Regions from separate parts of the Homo sapiens genome. Here all the other regions are linked to region 2. Evidence: chromatin contacts called from ENCODE Hi-C or POLR2A ChIA-PET data. All regions are on one chromosome and are shown on one strand. Each heading gives the region's core, a stretch centred on a gene start or an enhancer-like site at or near the end of the contact. The rest is flanking DNA. Distances are from core to core; before and after follow the strand shown. Region 1 overlaps ZEB2 (zinc finger E-box binding homeobox 2). Region 2 has its middle 71 kb from the start of TEX41. Region 3 overlaps TEX41 (testis expressed 41).

Evidence for each region. Hi-C counts contacts between places; a loop is a spot of excess contacts on that map. ChIA-PET counts read pairs that join two places held with the same protein, here RNA polymerase II (POLR2A). Pooled maps may share reads with other maps.
Region 1: a map of endothelial cell of umbilical vein shows a loop between it and region 2 (4-fold over the local background). The contact joins two enhancer-like sites. A Hi-C loop is called at or near these places in 3 of 168 maps with a recorded cell type or tissue (K562, endothelial cell of umbilical vein and natural killer cell) and 1 of 50 pooled maps. POLR2A ChIA-PET finds 5 or more read pairs at or near these places in 1 of 52 experiments (WTC11).
Region 3: a loop to region 2 is called in a pooled map, with 2.3 times the contacts of the local background. The contact joins two enhancer-like sites. A Hi-C loop is called at or near these places in 1 of 50 pooled maps. POLR2A ChIA-PET finds 5 or more read pairs at or near these places in 3 of 52 experiments (GM12878, K562 and activated T-cell).

Annotation. Positions count from the first base shown.
Region 1 is chr2:144,450,383-144,454,590 of GRCh38, forward strand. All of the region lies in intron 2 of ZEB2 (zinc finger E-box binding homeobox 2), which reads right to left. Among named protein-coding and RNA genes, the nearest start is that of ZEB2-AS1, 67 kb to the right of the region's middle. Within about 2 kb of position 2,294, at least 7 of the 41 ENCODE cell types and tissues checked have a DNase peak (open chromatin) inside an H3K27ac peak, as active enhancers do; they include endothelial cell of umbilical vein and natural killer cell, where a contact is called at or near this core.
Region 2 is chr2:144,594,682-144,598,610 of GRCh38, forward strand. No RefSeq gene overlaps it. Among named protein-coding and RNA genes, the nearest start is that of TEX41, 71 kb to the right of the region's middle. Within about 2 kb of position 1,735, at least 7 of the 41 ENCODE cell types and tissues checked have a DNase peak (open chromatin) inside an H3K27ac peak, as active enhancers do; they include endothelial cell of umbilical vein and natural killer cell, where a contact is called at or near this core.
Region 3 is chr2:144,833,197-144,837,202 of GRCh38, forward strand. The region is part of intron 2 of TEX41 (testis expressed 41); the gene reads left to right. Among named protein-coding and RNA genes, the nearest start is that of LINC01966, 47 kb to the right of the region's middle. Within about 2 kb of position 2,500, at least 8 of the 41 ENCODE cell types and tissues checked have a DNase peak (open chromatin) inside an H3K27ac peak, as active enhancers do.

The DNA.
Region 1 (4,208 bases), core at 1,044-3,543, 140 kb before region 2:
TAACTCTTCAAAAAAATCAATCTCTTTCTCTTTTTAAACTTACATAAAAATAAATTATCTGACTATTTTACCTTTGGATTATTCTCTCTAATCAACACTCTGATTTAGAATAATGCAAGAAAGTAACGCCTTAGTGTCTTAGTACCATTTATTAATTCCAGGTATACCACTGGAATTAGTACAACAAACAAATACGAATTCTACTTTCCAATCTTTAAAATAAGAATCATGCAAAGAAGTGTGTGGCTTACAACTGCATGTTACTTATAGCAGCTCTGAGTATGGTGCTTTTTTTGTTTTGTTTTGTTTTTGAGCTGGAGTCTCACTCAGTCACCCAGGCTGGAGTGCAGTGGCATGACCTTGGTTCACTGCAACCTCCGCCTCCCGGGTTCAAGCAATTCTCCTGCCTCAGCTTCCCGAGTAGCTGGGATTACAGGCGCCCACCACCACGCCTGGTTAATTTTTGTATTCTTAGTAGAGATGGGGTTTCACCATGTGTTGGCCAGGCTGGTCTCAAACTCCTGACCTCAGGTGATCCGCCTGCCTTGGCCTCCCAAAGCGCTGGGATTACAGGCATGAGCCACTGTGACCAGCCTGGTTTATTTTTTTTAAAGTTAGCTCCTTCTCTAGGCAGTGCCCCTGGGTCTCCGGAGTGGACAAGTGATTTTAGAAACTGAGAGTGGGGGAGTCATAAAAAAGGAAGAGATTGGGAAAATACGGAGGGATAGAATATGTAAAAGAAAACACATTTAAATTTATTACTACACATGAGATCATATTTCTGGCACTTTGTAGAGGTCCTATAGAAGCTGTTAGTTCCCATATAGAAATACTAGAGTGAATAAATTGGTGTTAAATTTAAATCTACTTAGGAAGTAAAAGTCTATCTCCATTCCTGGTAAGATTCTCTTAGGTAAATCTGGAAAAGAGAGGTCCAGTGCAGAAAAGATTTTTCTAGTATTTCATCCACTGTTTTTTCGGTATAAATGAATTTGTGCTTAGGAAAATAAATATCCAGAAGGGACCTGCACATTGTATTGACTTAGCGTCTCTTAAATTGGTAAGTTAAAGGTGTTATTAGGCCTCATTAAGAAAAATTAGTATTTATTTTTCTTAGGTGTAGAAATGATTTGAAGGTGTACTAGGAAAACTTGGAAATTTTGGTTTTTCCATAGATGAATATTTACATTTTAAAACTTGGAAATCCTAAAGGATAAGCATCTTGAATGATGCAACTTCCCCTTCTGTGGTTCATTTGGGAAGCTAGCAATACTCTTACCTCCCATTGCAGTTTCAACAGTGACACCTGGAAACCTTTGTCCAATCTTTGTTATTTTGCTGTATTGCGAGAAAGTTTATATTCAAATAAGCCTTCTATTTAATTTGGAAAGAAGTTGTTGTCTTTTTGCAGAAACTTTTAACTCTTGGGTTTTCTATTTGTCCATATGGACACATCGGTACGCATGCCTATTACATATGCATTACATGTGCCTGGACCATATTTTACAAGGTCCATGAAGCTCATTTTGATTAATTTCTTTGTCAAGCTTTTTAAACATAACTATTTTTTTTCTCCAAATAACATCTTCCTATGTGTTTGATAGTTGTGGGAGAGATGAGGAAGTTATGAAGACTGCGTGGTCACCTCTCAGCAAACCCCCCTTTGACATATCTGGGGTCCACGGCTAGTTTCTAATGAGCTCCACTCACTCGTACTGTATCTTTGCTGACTAAAGCCTTTTAATGTTATTTATTCACAATCACCTCTGCATTTAGTCAGATTCAGAAACTTCAAATGCCACTTTGGACCTGATATTTTCTTGTGAAAAATGCCTAGACGGGTAGGAAATATGCTTTTGAATGTGCCACAAGTTTCCGATAACTTTTCTGTACCACATGCCACAAATCTGTATGATAATTCTCTCCTATACGCGGCTGAAGTAAGGGGGGAAGCTCTGACTTAATGCCAAGAAGAAGAGGGTGAACCAAGGAAAAGGAAAAAAAAAGTCAAGGGGTGCTTCTAAGGAGAGGAAACAAATAGTGATGCAGCACAGATATTATAGATAAAGTAAATACAGCATCACCACAAAAGGCTAAACACTTGTTAAACTGTCTGGTTTTAGAACATTTCAGCCATACAACATTATTCAACTACTCATCACTGTGAGAACAGGCAATCAGGAAAGCTAATTTCTTAATTAGCTCTGCTCCGGCGGTAATGATTGCAGATCGTGTCAACTAAAATCTGTTTGGATTTCTGTAAATTGGAGTCCGACAAGCCTGCAGTTCCGTCGCCAACCTGATAACTCTCACCCCCCTGTCTTTTGTTTTTCCTTCCAGCCTTTTTCCTGTCGCCATCTCGGTATTTAATCTGACACCGCCAGGCAGCGAGAAGGGCTTACTCTTCCCCTTAAAGAGAAAGAGAGAGAGGAGGAAAAGCAAAACATTTACGTGGGGACAGGGGGGCTGGCTACACAGGAAACCTGGTCCCAACCTAAACTACTGACAAAAGCCTTTAATCTTTCCCACATTCCTCAAGGCATTCTCCTTCTGTAATAAGACATATTCCTTTCAAGTAAATCCTGATAAGGGAATTCATTTTTTTTTACAGGAAATGTATATCCTTGTAAGTCTATCATCTTATTTAGTTTCTATATTATAGGTCCTAACTAATCCAAAACCATTTCCTTATCATCTGGCATGCTAACGGCGCAGTCATCAAAACAAACAATCTGTTAATACAACTAAGGTTAAGCAAAGCCAAGCAGTTCGTGCTATATTTAATACGCATACAACACAGCTTAGCTTTCTTAAACTGCTTGCTGGTCAGAAAGGACCAATTTGTTAGCTACCAAAGGATGTGAGTTGCCTCACAGACTCTGTGAAGCACTCAAGTCTGGATGAAGCACTAAAACATATATGCAAAAGTCCCCATTTGTCTGATCTGGACACTTGTGGCTACCATGAGGCCCACTTGGACCCAGGGCAGGTCTCTGATGATCAAATCATATTCTTTGTCTCCTTTCCCCTTACCTTCTTTTGCAGTGTTTCATCTCAAATAATTTTTCACTGACAGGATTTCAGAGTCAGAAAGTTTTAGCAAACACAAAGGTGGAAAAAGAAATCATTTTTATGCAGACTCATTAGCTTGGAGTCTAGCTTCACTGTCACTTTAAATAAATTAAAATGAGATTTAGAAAAACACAAAGGGCCTGGTCTGTAAATCATTCTATTAGTATGTCTGAGTGCACTTAGGTGATTACCTGATGTCTGTGTGATTAATACTAACCAGAGGTGTGGGTCAAACTCCGGCACCCCCTCACCCCTTTTGTGGCGACAAAGCAAGGAGGAAGGGCAATCAGTGTGGAACTCTAAGTTGACATCACTCAACAAAAAACAAAAGAAGTTTAGGGAGCACAGAACTGTTATTTTCAAAGAACTATTCTTTTTAATAGCTAATGAGAGAGAGGTCCAAAGGTATCTGCCATTTAGGGAATACAACTAAAGAATTTAGCAAAAGTATTGCTCATAATAGTGGTGACATTTAGACAAAAGTCTTGATGACAGCGCAATGCCGTGTTAGAATATATTAGTACATACCTAGGAATGTTGTGCTCACATCTGAAAAATGAAGATTCAGTATTTGTGACTTTTTTACTCTTCGTCAATTACCACAAATCTCTGTTGTTTTAAACTAGGATTTATAAACAAAGTATATTATGTTCATCACAAAATAAGGAGTATTACTAGTATGACCTTAAAGATGGTGTTTCCTCTTTGCAAAGTAAGAGGTCTGGGAATAAAAGATGTTGCTTCGTATTTGGGAAATACAGTTTATTTTACATTGCTGTAATAGGATTAGAAACTATGAAACATTATCCGATAGTAACTTTTTAAAAAACTCACCGACTGCTTAAAAACTAAAAGTTGAACTACTGAAACTCAGGATTTCCAGAGCAATTACAAACTATAAACAGAAGGATAAACCTGATCCTAATTGTGTAGTCACTATTAAGATTCCATCAAAAGCGAACAAGAAGCACAAGATAAACCTGGAATTTCCCATGCCACGTTTTTTGTTTTATCATCCAGAGGACGCTTGCTATCACTAGAACCCCTCCCTATTCAAAATTTACACACAAACCTGGATGAGATCAAGGATTAACTTATTTTACCTAAATCTCTTGCTTTGAATGCAGCTGCCCTTT
Region 2 (3,929 bases), core at 485-2,984:
TTATATTTTTACTATAACTTTTTCCAAGGAATAAAATCGTCTACTGTCTTTAAAAGAGGATATTTAATATTATTTGGAAAACAGTCTCTTTCCTTGTTAACTTTTCCTCATCTTTACCATCTAGATTTGCAGGTACAAACACAAGTGAAGAACCACTTCATACCAGCGGTGATGCTGTGGTCCTGAAGGTGCCAGCTCCTGTATACTTCCCCCTCATTTATTTTTTTTCTTAAAATTAAATTTTCATTTATGTAGTTTACTTCTTAGCTCTCTGCTATTTTTATATTATATCTCACAATTTAGGATTTGCTTGGAATGTAAAATACATTTCAAGCTTGAGGAAGAACAAGACTAGATAAATTCATAACAATTAGCCCTTCTTTTCTTTTCCAGAATGATTGAGAAGGGGAGGAATTGATCCCATTCTACTTGGGGGCAATTAGGCTTTCAGTCTGTGGCTCAGTTCACAAGCATCTGATGCCAGTGGTGCCAAGGTCAAGGGTTTGATCCTCATGTGGGTCAGTTTGCTGCGTGTTTTCTCAACAGATTGTGTGGAAAGTGTGCAGTCACTGGGAAATGCCGGTCATTAAGGGGACTGGTGAACAGATGGGTGGTAGGTGAAAATCTAGCCTCACTCCTGGAAAAACAAAGCCCGTGCCATACTGTCTTTTTTTTTTGTTTTTTTCATCTGGACAGAATGCACCACTTAAAATGTGAGCTTGTTACTCAACCTTCCTTCATCTCTGTTTCCTCATCTGTAGAACGGAGATAAGATTTGCTCCCTTTCTACCTCACCAGGATCTGTGAAGATTAGATAATGGCTGTAAAGTCCTTATACAAAGGTACATACATTACCATAAACAAAGAGATTAGCTGACAAATAAAAAAGAAAATATTGAAAGGACCCCCCAAAGTGTATTGCCTAATACTTTTGCATTAGTATCAGTAGTTTGCAGTGCAATCCATTTGGAGTTTGGTTTGGCTGAAAAAAGTTAGGTGTGAGTTGTATAACCTCTCTATTAGTAAGGATAAAAAAATGGTTTGATAGTGAACATTTGTATTAATAAAAACAAAGTGGGCTTTGAATCTGAAACAGGTTTCATTTGAAAAGGAGGTGAAGGCAAAGGTCTCTAGGAACATATGTGCCACTGAGCAATATTTGCATATATTTGATCTGCAAGCACGCTTCAGTGATTTTCACAGTATACCTTGGAGTTTAGGTTGTAGCAAAGAGCCGTTACCATTGCTCAGCAGCACGATCTACTCTCTCCAGCTTTATTATGGCATACAGCGACAACTTCATTTTTAGTGTTAAAAAAAATCCTCTTCACTTAATTCAGACAGTGACCTGCAGGCCTCATTCTGACTGAAGGAGCCATTCAGAATACTTCCAGACAAAAGCAGGGCTTTTTCCTAGCAACCAGATCAAAGCCAAATCTCCCAGAATAGCTCCCTCCCAGGTTTCCTTTGGCGCATAGGTTCACAAGGATTGTAAGGCTCGTGGTATCCAGTTCAAACTTCTCTTTCACACTGCAATGGAAAGGAAAACTCCTGAGGAATTTTCACAGACTCTGAAAGCTGGCGAGCCTTGCAAAGAGCACTTAATCCTGGGAGAACATGGTGGTCATTGGGAGCATCCCTAACTTTGTTATCGCCTGCATCTGCATGTACATTCTGTCGGACTCTCAGAGAATGAGGTCTCTGTTTCCTTTCTGCCAGTACCTAATATCAGCTATGCCCAGGAGCCGGCTGATGAAGACTTCCTGTTTGTTTTGAGTCACTGTTAGAGTGATAAATATACTTTAGCTTTCTGCTTCGAGAGGAAAGAAACCAGCTGCCCTGAACTGAAGAGAAAAATGCAGAAATTCCACTGAATGGCCCTGTTATCATGGAGTTTCAAGGGCAGCATAAAAATGAAAACTATAAGCCTGGGCAAAATGAATAATTTCCATATTAAAGCATTTTGCTGCATGCATAGACCTAAGTTGTTTGTCTTTAATCATTTAGGCGAACCATGCATTTTTCACTCTTCTAAGACTAACTCAGCGTTTAGAAATTTTTAAAAAATGTAAACTTACACTACAGAGTAATGGTAAGTTATATAAATAAACAATTACAGTTGTGGTTTTTTGATCTGACCACAAGCTTTTAATGCCACTTTTTTTTTTTGCATGAACATATAATGCTTCTGGATAAACAATAATGTTTACATTGTCAGGGCATCTACTGTTGTATTGAGTCATTTACATACATGATTATTTGGATATAGAGTAACCCAAGAACAAAAGAATATTATAAAATTATTTAAAACCAGAATGACAGGAAATCCTTTACAGCTTAAATAGCACTTCTTAAATGAACTCATAGACTTTCTAAGTTGTGTTTATATCTCATTTTTGTCCTTTTATTTTGAATAAAATAAAAGGATGTTGGATTTGATGACCAGTGTCCTTTGAGTGGAAATTACTATGTTAACTCTGACCTGGAAGACAGTGAATTTAGAATGCTTGTTAATGTGAATGTCGTGATCACTGCATTCGGCGGGCTTTTCTTTTTTAGGCTTGGTATAGACTTGACTTCTAGAAGTTGCGAGTTGGAAAACATGGCAACAATTTGCATGTGCTTGGAGTGGGTATGAGTTGCTTATTTCCTCCCAGTAGGTATGGTCTCATTAAAACTATTTCTAATAGTAGAAGATGAGTAATTTGCTAATAATCTATGATAAATCTTTCTGTCCAGGATAAAAGAAATGTTTAATTAGGAAATTCAAAATAAAATTAGCATTAACACTTTCATGCTGTCAAATTAGTGATGTAGACAGGGAGGCAGGATGGTGTGCATCGGCCTTATGTCAATGTATCTGGATGCATTTGTAAATTAAGACTTAAAAATGCACATGATTAGCTGTATGTAAAAAGGTTCCTCAACATACTAAAGTCAATGATTGGGCCATCAACACAGCGGCTTCCTAGATGGGAGAATTCCAGCGCCAAAGGCTTAATGGAGAATGGGTCCTTAGCCTTTAAAATCTCACATCAAAGGAAAATCATGTGAAAGCGGCAACCCATAAAGGAGGACATGCATTTAGAGATGCTCTGCACATTAGTTAAAACAAAGCCAATTATGCTAAATATTGTTTTTACATTATAAATATGTTGTATGTACTGTGTGTCTTTTTTATATTCTCACTTTACTGACAGAGGGAGGAGGAGAAGGAAGTATTTTTAAAACATGACTAAGGATGGAAGGATTAAAGGACCGAATAATATATTTTCTTGTCATAATGGAGACCTGTAAGTACATGAACTTAGAAATAATAGAACCAGAGAATGGATGGTATTAGGAGGAGAGGAAAACAAATAGCAAAGCCAATATTTTCTGTGGGTAGGAAAGAAGGGTATAAAATTTATTAGATAAGTGTATTGCAAAGCCAAGTATGGCAGGGAACAATTTTAGTGGATATATCTGCTTCTGTACTTTTAAGAGGAGGTTAGAATTTGACATAAATAGATGAGATGGGGTTTAGGTGAGGTGTTTTTGGTAAAATCTATCATTTAAAATAAAATGGAACTTTAATTGGGTGGGACCTATCACTTACCAAATGTAAAAAGGTGTGATAAAACCGCGCTTTACTTTTTTCAGCACTAATGAATGTCAAATACCTAGTGCTGAAGTGAAACTATTATGGTCAAATTGACGCTACACATGTCAAATCGTCATTCTTCTCAGCAACAGTAATTGCTTAGATTGTTTAAAACTAGCTTTGGTTGTGATGGTACATTTGTGATCCAGCCTTAAGGAATGAAAAAGCTGTAGGAATTCTCCCCACTTATAACCAACATCCATTTCTACATGATTGAATAAGAACATAATAATCACTTCTTATGTTTGCAGATTACACTACAATTTACGAAATGCTTTCACTTGTA
Region 3 (4,006 bases), core at 1,250-3,749, 240 kb after region 2:
TGATCATTTTTTATACCAGAAAGGAGGAGCTAGATTGTGTCATGATTCATCTCTGGCTATGTTGTTTTGCTTTCATTCAGTACTAATTTGGTTCCCTCTTTGAATCTTGTAGTCTACCACCCATAGATAAAGGAGAAGTGTTTCACTAATATCCTGTGTATATTGTCTACTTTGCTAAAAAAGTACTACCCTTTGGACTCTATGATAAATCTTGTAAAAATGGAATTATATTCAAGGGAATTAGCAGCACATTGTGGACCTAGTTTTTAATAACAGGTGTCTAATGTGTGCATGTGACATGCAAAATACGCTGATGCAAATGGATGATTGCATGTGCAAAAATATGCAGATTAATGTGCAAACAGATGTTCAAATAATTTCCCATTATTGCATGCCATTACCCTTTTTGAATGCACAACTGCATATTTTGTATACAGATATGTTTGCATTGTTTATATTTCATGTGTGCAATTTATACACATCTTTTCAAGGACTAGTCTCCATCATGTCCCTAATTGGGAAGCCTTAACCTTCCAATGCATTTTCCATTCCCTGAGAGAGTTCTCCGCACAAAAAGGAAAATACTATGATTTACCATTAGAAAGCTCAATATTACCAGAAGATAAATGCTAATTTTTATCTGTCTCTCTTTGTTAGAAATGTGGTCCTTTCCTATCAATACAGCTTTTGATGTCAGTGTAATAAAATGTAAAATCTGTGCAGATTCTCAAACTGTCAAAACAACAGTATGCACTTAACGAAACTTATCTAGCTCTTGGTAAGTATTTAATTTTTTTTTTGTTTTGTTAGTTTTTCTTACATCTTCATTCCTGCAGTTATCAGTGCTCAGAGATAGCCCCATGAAATATATCTTTGATTTTGAGGTAAAAGAAATCTTGGCTTACGATGGACTCTTTTAGGGATTATTTTTCTGGACAATTTTAGATATGAGATCAAAAAATGGAAAATAAAATAAGGTTATAATCTCATTTTTATGCCAAGCATTTTAGATGATTGGCTGTAAATAGCTATATTTCATTACTAAGTTGGTTTAGTGCAATTCATATATATCATTTGAAAACTAAAATCACAGAGGCTTTATATCTTTCTCTGGTAGTTGTTCCTAACATGATATTTTCAAATACTCCAAAGTATATATTTCTAGAATATTTCACCATATCACCGTTTTCGTCAAGCTGAGTTTTGGCATTAATTGATTCAACATTTTCATGTATTACTTCATTAATAGGACACTTTATTCTGCTATCATTTTTTTTCAAATTATCCCCTCCTCAAAACGCTGAAACGCATACTGCCCCACCCCCACCAGAATGGAGAGGTATCCATATCTATGTTTAAACAGCACTTAAATAATAGTTCAGGCAAGTTGGGGGAGGTAGTGGTGGGGGAGTGGAAAGAAGAAAACACAGATGATTCTATAGAGAATTACTCCTCTGTTTTATAAAGAAAAATTATGGTGAATCATCTATTATTATGCAACTGGTAAGGTAACTATTAAAATACAGTCTCATATATTGCTACAATTTAAAAAAGTAAATGTGGTGGGGGAATTCAGTATGGTTGTTATTACTCTAAATATAGACATAGAGGTTGTGTTGGAAAGTAATATTTAAGATATAGCATCTCATTCGTGATCTCTGAAGAAAAAGTTGAACATGTTTTCCACGCTGAAACCCGAAGCAAAGCGGAGACAAGAGTTAAATGTTTGTTGGCTTTTGAGGTGCCCCTCCTCCGATGCCACTTATTATTATGAGTTCTGAGGCATTAAATCTAAAGGCCCATCAACTCACATCTTCCAGCCCTGACTGTCTGTGGACAGGACCCTGTCTGTCTGTTTCCTCTATTGCACTATTTTGTTTGTACTACTGTAATCATTTTGCTGGCCCAGATCTGTGTGGGTGTGCTGGCAGCTTTACAACAAAGTTACATGGGAACAGAGTTAAGGTTGAATATTTATTAGAAGAAGCCATCTGGCGTCAGGCTGTCTGTACAGGGGGGCTCGTTTCTTTAGTAGGCTCTCCTCTTTCTCTAGAGCTCTTCCTCCCTTTCTCTGTCCCGTGCTCTCTCCCCCTGCTCCTCATTTCACAGTTCTGAAGAAGTTGAATGTGCCTCTCTAACCCATTAATTTTGTCCTTTGCATTTATGCTCTTACAAAAAAATCGCCAGATCGTTCTGTTTCTTTTAAATTTGTTCTTGTTTCTTGGAGGCAGCTTGTTGCTTGTTTCCATGCTGACAGTGCCCACTGAGGGACACCAATAGAAGGCAGCAGGTCCCCAACAGCAGAATAGTGGCTTCACAGGTGGGCTTACAAGTTGCCCTAAACATCCATTTTCTGTTTCTGGTTTTCTTTTCCTTTTTTCTTTTTCTTTCTTTTCTTTTTTTTTTTTCCTTTTTTTCCTCAAGTGGGCAAACTGTATAAAAGCATCTCTCTCTGGAGCCAGGTTAATGTCCACACAGGCAATAAGATGCATTCCTAGAGGATAAGTCATTTCCTCAGCCTTTGCCATCTTGCTGCACCTCAGCATCTTAATTGATTACCAACTTGTCTTTGAGGTGTTTAGTTCCTTCATTTACCATTTTTGTATGAGTCAGTTGTTTGTTTTCCTTTTCTGTGAATGTTCCTTTCTTTCCTTTTTTTTTTTGTTGTAGCTACAACTCCCTCTGCCTCTGTGTGTTCTTCACCACTCCCCCAACAGCATCTGCTGAGAGCCTTCCTCAGCTCATGTAGCTTGTCCCATAGCTGTAAGTGTGCTTCACAAGATGCCATTATCACCAACTTGATTGAGTGATGCCTATTTTAAAATACACAGGGTATGTAACTCATGCAGCCAGACAGAGGGAGGCTCATGAGCCCAGCATCACCACTACACTTGAAAATCCATTCAGATGTGGCAATAAGTATTTTGTGAATGCAAAGGGGGCCTGTCATTCCTGTTTTGCTTCTTGTGGGATGACAGCCAAATTCTAGGTTAGCTTCAGTTACGTCCCCGTAAGTGAACTTCTCCCCCCTTACTCTGCATTGTGGGAAACCGCCCAGAGAGAGATTCCATGGGGAGACTGCACTATGGAAAAGACGATTTCTGTAAGATCTGGTAAATCTGTAGTAATGCATTTATTCTGGTATTGGAAGAGTGGCGATTTGTTTACTCAGTTCTTTATCTTTTCCAGAGTATAGGAGTTATCACAGCAATCAGAGGGGAGAAATTAAAAGATTAGTGCAGCACTGAAAACCTCCAGTGCGGATGGGCTATTAGGAATCTAAAGAGTTCAACAAGCCTAAATCTAAGTCAGCTTCGTAACTGCTGTCTCTGCTTCATTGTAGGGCTGGATTTTTTTTTTCTTTTCCTGAGCACAGTTTTTCATCATTTTCTCAGGTGGGCTATGGACTAGCCAGTCACTTGAGTAGAGAGCCCTTATTTCAGGCAGCTTCAAATGCCTCATCATTTCTCAATGAGTTCCAGCTCCAGGAGATTTCAGTGCTGGAAGAATTGCAATAAGCTATGAAACTTTATCCCTTCTCAAGACTCTTCCGAGTCACTGGGGAACTCTGGCTTCCACGGGTAATGGTAATCGCTCCACTCACTTAGAGAAGGAAGGTACCACCTCGGGGGTCACATGACAATACCAAAGAGGTTAAATCAACTTCCAGCTGAGGTTTTACAGATACTTTTGGGATCTTGGAATGATATTACCATATTATTGTGCTTTTACTCTTGTTTCTTTTGGCTCAGGACTGAGGGAATAGTCTTGTGTAATAGATTTACCCAGGGAAGGCTTCACCTGATGCAGGCAAGACTGGCCTCTGGCGTCACCCCGTTTTGGTTTAACAAATAAGAAGGGTCTCAAAGAGAAATGTTGTTGGTACTCTGAGACTTGTATTTATCTTTAATTTCTGGAAGACTTAGGATAAGAATGCAACACAGTATCTCTGGGGAGATGAGTATGGGATGAGAGTAATAGCTATTAAAATAAGAGAGGCGTTCAG